Linked DNA regions of Homo sapiens: region 2 is linked to region 1. Evidence: read pairs that join two places in POLR2A ChIA-PET (ENCODE). Cell type or tissue: Panc1. All regions are shown on one strand. Links, peaks and the distances in the headings refer to the core of each region. The heading gives the core; the rest is flanking DNA. Region 1 has its middle 16 kb from the start of CCN1. Region 2 overlaps COL24A1 (collagen type XXIV alpha 1 chain).

Region 1 (2,816 bases), core at 44-2,543:
AAATTAAAAAAATAGCCAGGCATTGTGGTGGATGCCTGTGGTCCCAGCTACATGGGAGGCTGAGGCAGGAGAATGACTTGAGCCCAGAAGGTGGAGGCTGTAGTGAAATAGATTCATACTAGTATACTCCAGCTTGGGTGACAGAGTGAGACTCTGACACACACACACACACACACACACACACACACACACAAACTGGCTTGCTGCCAATGTTTGAAAACTGGGAGTTTTTTTTTTTTTTAAAGTAAAATTTCTAGCTTCCTTTGAAAAATTTACACATATGAGCAATTTGTACATGGTGGGAGCTGAGTTGCAGCTCTCTCCTGAGAGTGGGTGCTCTGCAGTTCACCAGCATAGAGACTGATGGAGAACAGGCTGGGCGTGGTGGCTCATGCCTGCAATCCTAGCACTTTGGGAGGCTGAGGGGGTGGGTCACTTGAGGTCAGGAGTTCAAAAACAGCCTGGGCAACATGGTGAAACCCAGTCTACTAAAAATACAAAAAAATTAACTGGGGGTGGTGGCGGGCACCTGTAATCTCAGCTACTCGGGAGGCTGAGGCAGGAGAATCCCTTGAATCCGAGAGGCGAAGGTTGCAGTGAGCAGAGATCGCACCACTGCACTCCAGTCTAGGTGACAGAGCAAGACTCTGTCTCAAAAAAAAAAAAAAAAAAAAGAGAGAGAGAGAGAGATTGATGGAGAACAGGTGTGTGTGTGTGTGTGTGTGTGTGCCCGCGCGTGCACATGCACACACATGGTCAGGGGGGTTAAAGGGCAGGAAGAGATGATCTTTAAAAATTCAGATTCTTTCTAAAGAAAGCACAACCTGGACCACCCCTTTTACTGTGGAAGTACTTAGAAAAATAATTTTAGGCATGGAAATGCTGTTATAAATTCAAGAAAGAATAGAGACCATCTCAAATCACCATGCTGCTGTAAACATGCCGCACCGCCCAGCCCCGCTTCCTTCTACAATTCCAGTCTGTGTATTTTTGTGGGGAAGTGTACCTATTCCATTTATAATACCATGTCATATTTTCCAACCGACACCGGATAAGTTAATCAAAGATATACACTGCATCCTGAACGTCTGCTGAATTTAACCATCTATTTTTATGGTAACCAAAGAGACTTCCCAGGGGCATTGCTGCAGATAGCCAGGGGGTTGGCTCTAAAATTTTTTTAATGACTCAAAGTCCTTATTTCCAGTGCTATCAAATAAAGAATACTTATATTTGCAGAGGCATTCAATGAACTCCGAGAGATAGAAGACTTGTCCAAGTAGTTATAGTTAGTTAGCCACTTATGAAGTAAAAGGTAGACCCCAGAGGATTTACTCTCTGACTGTCTCCCTGACAAAGGCATTTGGGGCACAGGAAGGCACTTGGGTCACAGGGAGGTCTGTCTAGGAGACAGGGTCTTGGTGTCAACCGGGCTCCTGGGAAGATTTCCGCCCATGGATTTCCTAGAGGTGAATCAGCACCACCAACTTCCCATAACAGAGGTAACACCTTTCTCTAGCAAACGGAGATTGATCTGAGTGGTAAAAACTCAGCTCTTCTGTTAAGAGTATTTGCTGGTTAAAATAAAGGAGCTCATCCACAGTGGGAGTTTACATTCTGGGCTCCTAAGGGAAACTTTCAGACAGGTCCCTCTTATCCTCCAAATTAGTTTGTTCTTGGAAAAGAGCCCATGTCTTGAGTTGACCTCTTTCATTTAAGACGAGACTTGGCCATTTAAGATATTCTCTTTAATGTTTGAGTTCTGTTGTTGTTGGTTTCCCTTTAAAAGCAGGCATACTTATACAGATTCAGTATTACAAGAAATACAGAATGTCAAACATGAAGCTTCCTAGTAAGCCCCCCGTCTTTCTCTCTCTCTCTCTCTCTCACACACACACACACACACACACACACACACACACACACACACACACACAGCACGGAGAGCCACTTTTAAGCATATAGTGTATATTCTTACAGATTTGGGGGGTGTGTCCACTTGCCATTAACTAATAATTAATTAATAAATAAATAAGATTAGAATACACATACAGCTTTGCATTTATTATACCTTGAAAGGCATTTAATGTTGATCCATGTAGTTTTCCCTCAGTCTTTGTAATGGTTTCATAGACTTTCATTCCATTATTGAAGTCCCATAGTTATTTAAATGCTGTACCTGCTGTGCCCACCGAAAGGCCATACCCCATCTCCTTGACTCCTCGTCAGCAAAGCCTCAGATCTGTCTGGGTGTTCTTCCTCCCATAAGTTCTGGGAAGGCAATCCCCTGTCTCCACCCTCAACCAAAGGATAATATCAGGACTTGCATGATGATCTCATTTCGTTTTCAATGATGGGTTGTAACTCATTATTGATCAATGATACTGAAGGAGAAATCTTCTGTGGGGAGAGAAACTTCTGAGAAAGGAAATCCTTGATAATAAAAAGAGATCAGTAGAAGAAATTCCTTCTTCTTTGCTGAACATCACCTTTCCTGAGCCAGGAAGGAGACATGACTGACACACTGGAGATAGTGGAGCAGCAAGGGAAAAACCTCCGGGTCCCTAAAGAGATCCTTGAGCTGCTGGATTACCTGGCCGTGGACCCAGCTGCCATGCAGACCTCTTGTTTGGTGGATAATAATCTCCCCACTGTTTAAACTTTTTTTGTTAAGCTGTTACTTGCAGCCAAAACTATCCTAACTGATATACTTGGGTCTTTATTTGCCTATTGACTTCATAAATAATACAACAATGGCTACCTCCAAAGGAGAAGAAAGTACTTTCTGAGATGTGAATGAATGAACAAACAAACAA
Region 2 (2,816 bases), core at 190-2,689, 440 kb after region 1:
CCAATAGTGTTTATTCACAAATATGATAATAAGGACTGTAAGTGCAGTGCTATGAAGTATGAATGATGTTAGAATGCAAGGCTGAACCAACATAATGTACTCACAGGACTGCCATCAAGACCAGCAGGGCCTCTGTCTCCAAAGTCACCTGGAAAACCCTGTCACAGGGAAAGAGGAAGAATGCCAACATATATAAATAATTCATTTTTGCTGTATTTTCTAACAAAGAATTTAGTAATAGAAAATATTAATTTCCTAACTCTTAAACTGTAATGCAACAAACATTCTTTTGCATAACACGCTTAATTGATTTTAAATACAATATTTCAAAAAATAAAAAACGAAATACAGTATTTCTATATGTTATAAAAATTATTTTATATGCCACATAACATATACAGAAAACAAAATTGGAGAAGTTTGTTCATCATACATAAAAAATCACCAAATGAAAGGAAAAACAATGAAGATTTCTGGCTGAACAATCTTCAGTTATCTCTGCTATTCCAAACTATTCCTATACTCACCCCATAGAGAATAAAATAGCTAGTATTATTAAGCACTTGCCATGTGCTAAAGGGTTTATGCACATAATTATATATACACACTTCATTTCATCTTCATAACAGGTCTATTCAATAGATACTAATATTCTCACATTGTTGTTGAGGAAGTTAAAGCACAGAGAGTGTAGGTCACTTGCTCAAGGTTAGACCATTAAAAATGGGTGGGACTGAGATGTGAATGGAGGCAGACCGATTCTAGAGTCCATGTTTTTCAACTATGCTATACTGAATACTTTAAATCATCATTCCAAGACATACATGTAAAACAAAAAGTCCTTTAAGTACAGTTTTATTAAGGAAACGAATAATACACATAAATACTACAAATTTAAAATGAGGTGAAAATTAAAAGCTTCCCAAATGCCTATTGAGAATTCTGCATGGTAAAACTATGAAGGATGGTAAAATAACAAACCTTCTCATTATAAATTCTATTGTAAAATAACTCAACGCTCAGCTACTCTTACTTTACAATACTACATTTTTCTCTAAAGATTTACCATTCCTCAACTTTAAAGCTCACTTTTTAAGAGGCTATTTTATAAAAATGTTTATAAGACTTACTATTGTAAACATTTTCATAATATTCATTTACAAAAACTAGGAATAACAAAAATAAAAATCTATCATTAGATTCTTATAATCTCTTTACATAGGCAAGTCAGTATTAAATATTATGTTTAACAGACTGCCAAAAATTACTGGTTCCCAGAGCAAATATGAATAGGTTAAACTTAAAAGATAGTTTAACAATGGAAAAAATGTACAATGTTTCTAAAATATAGTTAACTCCTACTAGAAGCACAGTTTCTCTTATTCTGTAATCAAAGGATAATGTAAAAACCATCTGTGTAGTCAAATATATTGTAGCCATACTCCCTTCAAAGTCAGCTGAAGCTCAAGCATTTTACTTTCGTTGTCTTTGGAAGTCAAATTTTCTTGTCAACAACTTGCAAATCTGCAATATATTATCCTATTCAGTATGAGCTAACATGGATACTTGAAAGTACTTATGACACACAGGTAATGGAAAAAGTAGAGGAAATATACTACAGTAAGTCTGAAACATAAGAGATGATTGATTTTTTTTAGATAGATCATTAGTAGGTTTTCCAGAAACCCCAGTGAAATAATAAAGTGTAGGGGACACACTGCATGATTCCATTACTGTGTAATGTCCAGAATAGGCAAATCCACAGGGACATAAAGTAGATTAGTGGTTGCCTACGGCTGGTGATGTGGGGGAGGAATGGAAAGTGATTCCTAATGAGTACAGGATTTCTTTTGGGGGTGATGAAAATGTTATAAAATCAGATACTGTGATGGCTGCACAATTCTGAATATACTAAAAACTGCCAAATTATATACTTTAAAGGTGAATTTTATGGTATGTGAATTATATCTCAATAAAGTTGTTCTTAAAAAACAACCTGAACAAGGAGTGGGATTGCTGAAAAACCTTTGGGAATTCACTCAGGATTGCCTAGAGAATGTGCTGTTCTCCCAATCCTTCCCAGTCCCTTGCATCCAGTGGGAGAAACTGTTCTCTGGCTCACCTTCCCTCAAAATGAGTAATTTTTCCCCACCTAGGAGAGGGAAGATGAGAAAGAGAAGAGGGGAAAGAACTGTGATCAGTTCTTCCCTTATCACAAAATACTTACTTTCTACAACCAGCAGAAAAATAATGCAATATTCATTAATTTCAACTTCTTATTCTTCCAGTAGTTCACAAACATGTGTATTGGTTGTTCACCTTGACTTTGCCCCTGAAATAATTTAATTGAATATCTACTTTAAATTTTTAATGTATTTTTCTTTATTATTATTATTATCGTTGTCGAGATGGGGTCTCACTTTGTTGCCCAGACTCTTCTCAAACTCCCAGCTTCAAGTGATACCTCCTGCCTCAGCCTCCCGTAGTGTTGGGATTACAGGCATAAGCCACTGTACCAAGCCGTTGTGTATTGTTTCTCTTCTCACTTTATTACTCATTAAACATTTCATTTTAATTCTCTATTCTTGATAGAGATAATTTATTCTTTTAATCCCTCATATGTTGATCATGTATTATCAATTTTTGAAATAATTTCTATGAAATCTAGACACTTCTTGTTTTATGAAATATTGCACAGTTAATACCACAAAGGCATTATTTGGCTCCTTATTAGACACATAATATTTTCTTTTAAAGAACATCATACCAATGTTTTATATTGTTGAATATTTCCTTGCTTGTTTAATGTTTATTCA

The links. ChIA-PET counts read pairs that join two places held together with the same protein. Peaks named below come from ENCODE experiments on the same cell type or tissue, not always from the same donor. Only the 100,000 strongest peaks of a DNase experiment are listed, where the experiment ranks them.
Region 2: POLR2A ChIA-PET joins it to region 1 with 13 read pairs; 2 of 35 experiments call an interaction of 5 or more read pairs at or near these places.

The regions. Positions count from the first base shown.
Region 1 is chr1:85,595,704-85,598,519 of GRCh38, forward strand. No RefSeq gene overlaps it. Among named protein-coding and RNA genes, the nearest start is that of CCN1, 16 kb to the left of the region's middle. RefSeq lists a silencer at 2,123-2,417. In Panc1, for the core only: no CTCF peak of the experiment used is centred there; no DNase peak of the experiment used is centred there; H3K27ac peaks cover 1,561 bases.
Region 2 is chr1:86,033,766-86,036,581 of GRCh38, forward strand. It overlaps COL24A1 (collagen type XXIV alpha 1 chain), which reads right to left. Exons shown (of 60, transcript NM_152890.7): 13 at 105-158. Among named protein-coding and RNA genes, the nearest start is that of COL24A1, 120 kb to the right of the region's middle. In Panc1, for the core only: no CTCF peak of the experiment used is centred there; no DNase peak of the experiment used is centred there; H3K27me3 peaks cover 1,122 bases.